Linked DNA regions of Homo sapiens: region 2 is linked to region 1. The links are chromatin contacts, found by Hi-C or POLR2A ChIA-PET in ENCODE. All regions are on one chromosome and are shown on one strand. Each heading gives the region's core, a stretch centred on a gene start or an enhancer-like site at or near the end of the contact. The rest is flanking DNA. Distances are from core to core; before and after follow the strand shown.

Region 1 (3,566 bases), core at 781-3,280:
ATACAGTAATGATATACAGCGTGGAGCTACGTGTCTATGTAGAGACAATATAAGACATGCATGGAAGTCATGAACACAACAGTCAGCTTACTGGCTACCTCTGGAGAAGGATAGAGGGGAAGGGTTTCAGGGAGGCTATGTGGGGGCCTCACCTACAGCTGTAACATACTATTTCCTTGGCAATATGGCCAAGTATTAAGATCTGATAAACTTGGGTGGTAGACACAGGGGATGGTCATTATCTTTTTTTTATATAGTTTTCTGTATGTATAAAACATTAAAAATGAACCAAAGTAAAAAGCTGAATCTAGCACCTAGCAGTACAGAGGCTCCTGCTTGCGTTACAGAAGGCACCTGAAGGCTCTCAGCCCAAGTCTGGGAATGGCATAGTGGCTCAGGGATGGTAGTGAACCAGCCCTTCACAAACCACACACCGCAATAAACCAGCAGAGCAACAGCACTCACTCGGCGGAACTGTGCTCCCGGAATCCTTCTGCGCACTCTCTCTGCAGAAGTCCCTCCGTGCTGGGTCCAGGCGCTCCCACTCCTCCCAGGTTAGAGACACAGCCGTGTCCTCGAAAGTCACCATCCCCTGGAACAACACAAGAGCCCCATTCAGTACCTGCTGTCCCTGTACAGCACTAACACTCTTCTTGAGTCTTGTACCGACAAGGGAGTTTGGAGAGATCAGAGATAGAGGCTGACATTCTCTTGTAATCCTGAAAAGCCTTTCTGTGGACTATTTACACTAATTTTGGAGGTAGGTAGGAGCAAAATATTTCTTTAACTTATATCACTGTGATGTATGGGAATGGAAATATGATACAGATTAAAAGTAAACAAGGCCGGGCGCGGTGGCTCACGCCTGTAATCCCAGCATTTTGGGAGGCCGAGGCGGGCGGATCACCTGAGGTCAGGAGTTCGAGACCAGCCTGGCCAACACAGTGAAACCCCGTCTCTACTAAAAATACAAAAATTAGCCGGGCGTGGTGGCGGGCGCCTGTAATCCCAGCTACTCGGGAGACTGAGGCAGGAGAATCGCTTGAACCCGGGAGTCAGAGGTTGCAGCGAGCCGAGATCGCGCCATTGCACTCCAGCCTGGGCAACAAGAGTGAAACTCCATCTCAAACAACAGCAAGAACAACAAGAAAAAAAAAAAAAAGAAAAGAAAAAGAAAGAAAACCAGTAATCCGTGTTCGCTTTATGCTGAGGTCTATAACAAGTCATTTCCTGGATGGATCTGTCACTGTGGCCTACAGAAAGGAAGTCCATACACACCCCAATGTTCACACGAAATGTAATAAGGAAGTAAGTTCCGAAACGCAGAGCACCCCTAAACGCCTATTTTCCACACTCCCACCTCCAGAACAGGCCTTTCGCTTCTCACCTGGGATGAGGTTCCATCGAGCGCTCGCTGCAGAGCCCGCACCACGGCCACCGCCTCCTCCCCGCTCTCTGGGCAGTGCTCTCGCACCCAGGCTTGAAGCTCCTCGGGCAGGATGGTGAGGAACTGCTCCAGCACCAGCAGCTCCAGGATCTGCTCCTTGGAGAGCAGCTCGGGTCTCAGCCACCGACGACAGAGTTCTCGGAGCCGGCTCAGCGCCTCTTCCGGTCCAGCCACCTCCTGGTAACGCAGCTGCCTAAAGTGCAGTCGAGAAGTTTCGGGGTCCGGCGAAGCCGCGGGATAGTTGGGCTCCCAACTTCCGGGTGAGTCTTCCTCCACTTTCACGGGCAAAAGTCCGTCGCGTTGGGACGGCGCCGCGTCCTTGGACCTCGCAGCCATCACCCAGGGTCCCAACTCGGCGTCACTGCCGCGCCTCTGGGCGGTCAAGCTGGAATTCATCTTTCTCCGGCATGTGCTGCCCTTCCTGGAGTCTTCTTTTCAGGTGAAGAAAGAGCAAACCCAAGGAACTCATCAGCCGTCAACACCCTCCGGTCCCAAACACCGGGCCCCACCACACCAGGCCCCTCTCCACACTCTCCTTTCCTCAGCTTTGCGCCTACAACTCTCTCGGTCAAACAACCGAAAACATCCCGTGCCGGAAGCGCGTCATCGAGGCCTTGCGGCACCTTTCCCTGCATTTCCGGGGCCTCTCTAGGCGCCTGATGGGGTGAGGTGCATCTCGCTGGTTTATCGTCCTAGCCCCGCCCGACGCAGAGGGTCTTGACGGTTTCCCGCATCCCGAGGAAATACGGGCGTCCGAGCCGGTGGCCGAGCTCCGGCAAGGGCGGGAACCTTCAGGATTAAATAGACAGGGTCTGGCTCTGTCGCCCAGGCTGGACTGCAGTGGCGCGATTTCGGCTCACTGCAACTTCTGTCTCCCGGGTTCAAGCAATTCTCCAGCTTCAGCCTCCCAAGTATCTAGGACTACAGGTGCGCGCGACCACGCCCGGTTTATTAATTTTTCTGTGGGGATGGGGTTTCATTATATTGCCCAGGTTGGACAAAGTTGTTTTTTTTTCTTTTTTCAGGCGGACTCTCGCTCTGTCGCCAGGCTGTCTTAGCCTCCTGAGTAGCTTGGACTACAGGCGCGCGCCACCATGCCCGGCTACTTTCTGTATTTTAGTAGAGATGGGGTTTCACCATGTTGGTCAGGCTGGTCTGGAACTCCTGACCTCGTGATCCGCCTGCCCCGGCCTCCCAAAGTGCTGGATTACAGGCGTGAGCCGCTGCGCCCAGTTGGAAAAAGTTTTGTTTTTTTTTTAAAACTAAGTGCTTCCATGTACATCAGATGTTAACGACTTTGATCCTAACAAACAAACAAAAAAGATGAGGAAATTGAGGCTCAAAGATGTGTCCTGGCCTGGCTCAGTGGCGTATGCCTGTAATCCCAGCATTTTGGGAGGCTGAGGGGGGAAGATCGCTTGAAGCCAAGAATTGGAGACCCCAATGTCTACAAAAAATAAAAAATTAGCTGGGTGTGGTGGTGCACACCTGTAGTCCCAGTGAGAGGTGAAGCTAGTTGGACTTCCTGGGTCCAGTGGGGACTTGGACAACTTTTCTGTCTTACAAGAGGTTTGTAAAAATGCACCAATCAGCGCTCTGTAGCTAGCAAGAGGTTTGTAAAATGCACCAATCAGCGCTCTGTAAAATGGACCAATCAGCAGGATTCTAAAAGCAGCCAATCGCAGGGAGGATGGAAAAAAGGGCGTTCTGATACGACAGAAACGGACATGGGAGGGGACAAATAAGAGACTAAAAGCTCCCACCCCAGTCAGCGGAGGCAACCGGCTGGAGTGCTCTGCCATGCTGTGGAAGGTTTGTTCTTTCGCTCTTCACAATAAATCTTGCTGCTACTCACTCTTTGGGTCCGTGCCATCTTTAAGAGCTGTAACACAGTGAAGGTCGGAGGCTGCATTCTTGAAGTCAGCGAGAGGATGAACCCACTGGAAGGAACCAACTCAGGATACACCACTTACTTGGGAGGCTGAGGTGGGAGGATCCTTTGAGCCCAGGAGGTAAAGACTGCAGTGAGATATGATCGCACCAGTGCACTCCAGCCTGGGTGACAGAGCAAGACTCTGTCTCTAAAACAAAGTGTCTTGGTTGATGTCAAGCTGCTGGT
Region 2 (3,612 bases), core at 691-3,190, 930 kb after region 1:
CTCCCTTCCTTCCTCCCACCATGAGGGAATCTCCCCTCCACCCCCACTCCTGCCGAGGCCCCGTGATCCTTATTCTCACTCATATCGTTGGTGCCCGCCAGGAGACTGGGCTATTTTTTTTTTGTCTGTTTCTTGGGGGCGACAGATTCTGAGGAAAAAGGGCGAAGGGCTGGTTGTCGCCCTGAGAAAGTTTCTCCTCAGGCAACGGGTGCCAGGACTGGCAGCGCCTAGCACCTTCACCTACAACCAGAAACTAGCTGGCTACCTTCAGGAGCAAGGAGGACCTAAAGGCGATGGGCGGAACCAGCTGCCGCAGCGACTCCGCAAGCCCCTCACACCTCAACCCAGGTTTCCCGCCACCAAGAAAAGGCACGAGGACGCCCTGAGCACTAGCTCCACCCGAGGGCGGTGCGCTCGCGGGGCCGAGGCGCATGCGCAACTGGAAACAGCGTCTGCGTTTCCGCAGCTGAGGTAAATCCGCCATCTTCCACCCGAACGTCCCGGGAAAACTACAAATCCCAGAATCCTCTTTGGTGTCACATATTTTTAGGCGGCGGCCGCGGCGCCTGATTGTTCCTGAAGCACATCTACTAACTTTTCTGTTTCAGACTGCCTTTTCCTCCCTCTTTCCGTTCTCTAATTCCTCCTCTTCCTGCTGGTCTCCTTCACGCCCTCACCTTAGGATTTTGAGACTCTCCTGGACCCCACTGTCACCCCTGCCGCCCTGTCCTCGGCCCAGCACTCCGCTGGCAGGGAGACCGGGCGGCGCATCTCCCCGGGAAAACGGCGTAGACTCGCTTCTTCCTCATTGGCAGAAGCTGGGGGGGCCCAGCGCGGACCGAACCCCCGTCCCCGCCCACACTCGCTGGTATATAAGTCGGCGTGGCGCCGCGGTGGGTGTTGAGAGGCCCGCGAACTGACGGGCCAGTGAGCGGGCGTCGGGAGTGGGCGGATGCGTTGGGGTTCGGGTCGTGGGTGTTGAGGCGGAGAGGAAGGCGTGGTGTGGCGTCTCCAGGTGATTGCGATTGGGGGAAGGTAGAGGAGCCAGAGAACGACTCAGCCGTTTCGGGGGAAGAGGAAGTTGGACAACATCGGCTGTTTTAGTGCTTTTTATTTTTCCCCAATTCAGCAGAGAATATTTTCAAGGGGGGTGAGTTATAATGACCTATCGCGTTTTACTGAGCCCAGTTCCACTCCCGCCCTTCCTTGGCTTTGTAGGGTCTCCCCTCCGCTCCCTCGGAAGCGCTTCTAAGAAGGTGGGCAGAGGGGGGGAGGTTTGCTACCAACAGCTCATGAATAATTCATGAGCCCCGCCCTTCGTCAGGAAGCCCCGCCCCTCCGGATCGCGCTGACGCACGCTGCGTTTACCAAACTTAAGGAAGCGACGTCACAGGCCCAACCCCTAAGACGGGGGGCGGGGCGCCAGTTTCAGCACGTGCTGCCTCTACCCGCGCAAGCCCAAAAGGGTGTGCGCAGGCGCTGCCCACTAGGGGGGAGGAAGGAGGCGGGGTGGGGAGGTTGTTGGATTTAGAGCCGGGCGGAGACCGCTGAGACTCATTCCTCAGGAACAAGGGTCGGGTGTCAAGGAGACCTTTTCACACCAGCTCCCGTCCCCCGCCTACGGTGGGTGGGATCGCGCGGCAGAGACAAAGGAGATCAGTAGGGCCGGACATAGCTGCGCAGGGAAGTAGGGTGTCAGTTTGGGGTGGTGGGCTTTTGCGGGGGCTGTGGGGGGGTTATATTTAAACTCCCAGAGCCGTTAAGTTGGTTCGTAGTCTGATGCGCGCGCAACCAGGGTGGTGGCGGAGTGCGCATGCGTGGTTCCCGGGCGAAGGGAACGCGCGCTCACCGTGCGCGCTCGCGGCCGGGTGGTAGTGGCGGAGGAGAAAGGGGTCGGCGCACGCGCGGTTGAGTCCTCGAGTAGTTCGGGTCTCGCGGGCCTCTTGTTTTGGTCTCGCGGGCTAGTAGGGCGCACTTGGCGGGGAGGCGCTTGGGCGCGAGACTAGGCGTGAAGAGCAGAGCTGCGCGCGCACTCGGGAAAGGGGGGAAGGGAGCAGGGTCCAGGCAGGGGGGGTTAGGCCCCCTGATCCCCCTCGTTACCCCGACTGGCACGGAATAAGGGGAGGAAATGATCGAGATGGCGGCGGAGAAGGAGCCGTTTCTGGTGCCGGCCCCGCCGCCGCCGCTCAAAGATGAGTCGGGCGGAGGGGGCGGCCCCACGGTGCCACCGCACCAAGAGGCCGCCTCTGGGGAGCTCCGCGGCGGGACGGAGCGTGGTCCGGGTCGTTGCGCGCCATCTGCGGGGTCCCCAGCCGCTGCGGTCGGTCGGGAAAGCCCCGGGGCCGCGGCCACCTCCTCCAGTGGTCCCCAGGCGCAGCAGCACCGAGGGGGCGGCCCCCAGGCGCAGTCGCATGGGGAGGCCCGCCTGTCGGATCCCCCGGGGCGAGCCGCTCCCCCGGACGTGGGGGAGGAGCGCCGGGGAGGGGGCGGGACAGAGCTGGGTCCCCCTGCTCCTCCTCGACCCCGCAATGGCTATCAGCCCCACCGGCCACCTGGGGGGGGCGGGGGCAAGAGGAGAAATAGCTGTAATGTAGGGGGAGGCGGGGGAGGCTTCAAACATCCGGCCTTCAAGAGGCGCAGGCGGGTGAATTCGGACTGTGACTCTGTGTTACCCTCCAACTTCCTCCTGGGGGGCAATATCTTTGATCCCCTGAACCTGAATAGCCTCCTGGATGAGGAAGTGAGCCGCACTCTCAACGCGGAGACCCCTAAGTCATCCCCCCTTCCGGCCAAAGGGCGAGATCCGGTGGAGATCCTCATCCCCAAAGATATTACTGACCCGCTCAGTCTCAATACTTGCACTGATGAGGGCCATGTAGTTCTTGCTTCGCCACTCAAGACTGGTCGGAAGCGGCATAGACACCGGGGACAGCACCACCAGCAGCAGCAGGCAGCCGGAGGGAGTGAGAGTCACCCCGTGCCGCCCACAGCCCCTCTCACCCCCTTACTCCACGGGGAGGGCGCCTCACAGCAGCCGCGGCACAGGGGCCAGAACCGGGATGCCCCCCAACCCTATGAACTCAACACAGCCATCAACTGCAGGGATGAAGTGGTGTCTCCCCTTCCATCTGCTCTGCAGGGTCCCTCAGGCTCCCTATCAGCCCCTCCAGCTGCCTCAGTTATCTCTGCACCCCCATCTTCCTCCTCCCGACATCGCAAACGTCGCAGGACTTCCAGCAAGTCGGAGGCAGGGGCTAGGGGTGGAGGCCAGGGTTCCAAGGAAAAGGGCCGAGGGAGTTGGGGAGGCCGCCACCACCACCACCACCCACTGCCTGCAGCAGGCTTCAAAAAGCAACAGCGCAAGTTCCAGTATGGGAATTATTGCAAATACTATGGGTACCGCAATCCTTCCTGTGAGGATGGGCGCCTTCGGGTGTTGAAGCCTGAGTGGTTTCGGGGCCGGGACGTCCTAGATCTGGGCTGCAATGTGGGCCATCTGACCCTGAGCATTGCCTGCAAGTGGGGCCCGTCCCGCATGGTGGGCCTGGATATCGATTCCCGGCTCATCCATTCTGCCCGCCAAAACATCCGACACTACCTTTCCGAGGAGCT

Evidence for each region. A loop is a pair of places that touch in the nucleus more often than their neighbours do. ChIA-PET counts read pairs that join two places held with the same protein, here RNA polymerase II (POLR2A). Pooled maps may share reads with other maps.
Region 2: a loop to region 1 is called in a pooled map, with 10 times the contacts of the local background. The contact joins the promoter of MEPCE here to the promoter of ZNF394 in region 1. A Hi-C loop is called at or near these places in 3 of 168 maps with a recorded cell type or tissue (CD4-positive, alpha-beta memory T cell, CD8-positive, alpha-beta T cell and naive thymus-derived CD4-positive, alpha-beta T cell), 3 of 37 single-sample maps with no recorded cell type and 14 of 50 pooled maps. POLR2A ChIA-PET finds 5 or more read pairs at or near these places in 4 of 52 experiments (CD4-positive, alpha-beta T cell, CD4-positive, alpha-beta memory T cell, WTC11 and 1 more).

What each region holds. Positions count from the first base shown.
Region 1 is chr7:99,498,251-99,501,816 of GRCh38, forward strand. ZNF394 (zinc finger protein 394) reads right to left here and starts at 2,031. Exons shown (of 3, transcript NM_032164.4): 1 at 1,388-2,031; 2 at 466-592. The coding sequence starts at 1,843. RefSeq lists enhancers at 471-1,139, 1,362-1,641.
Region 2 is chr7:100,427,891-100,431,502 of GRCh38, forward strand. MEPCE (methylphosphate capping enzyme) reads left to right here and starts at 1,941. Exons shown (of 4, transcript NM_019606.6): 1 at 1,941-3,612. The coding sequence starts at 2,129. ZCWPW1 (zinc finger CW-type and PWWP domain containing 1) reads right to left here and starts at 813. Exons shown (of 18, transcript NM_001386010.1): 1 at 678-813. RefSeq lists silencers at 291-340, 2,161-2,630 and enhancers at 501-730, 1,751-1,890, 2,761-2,840.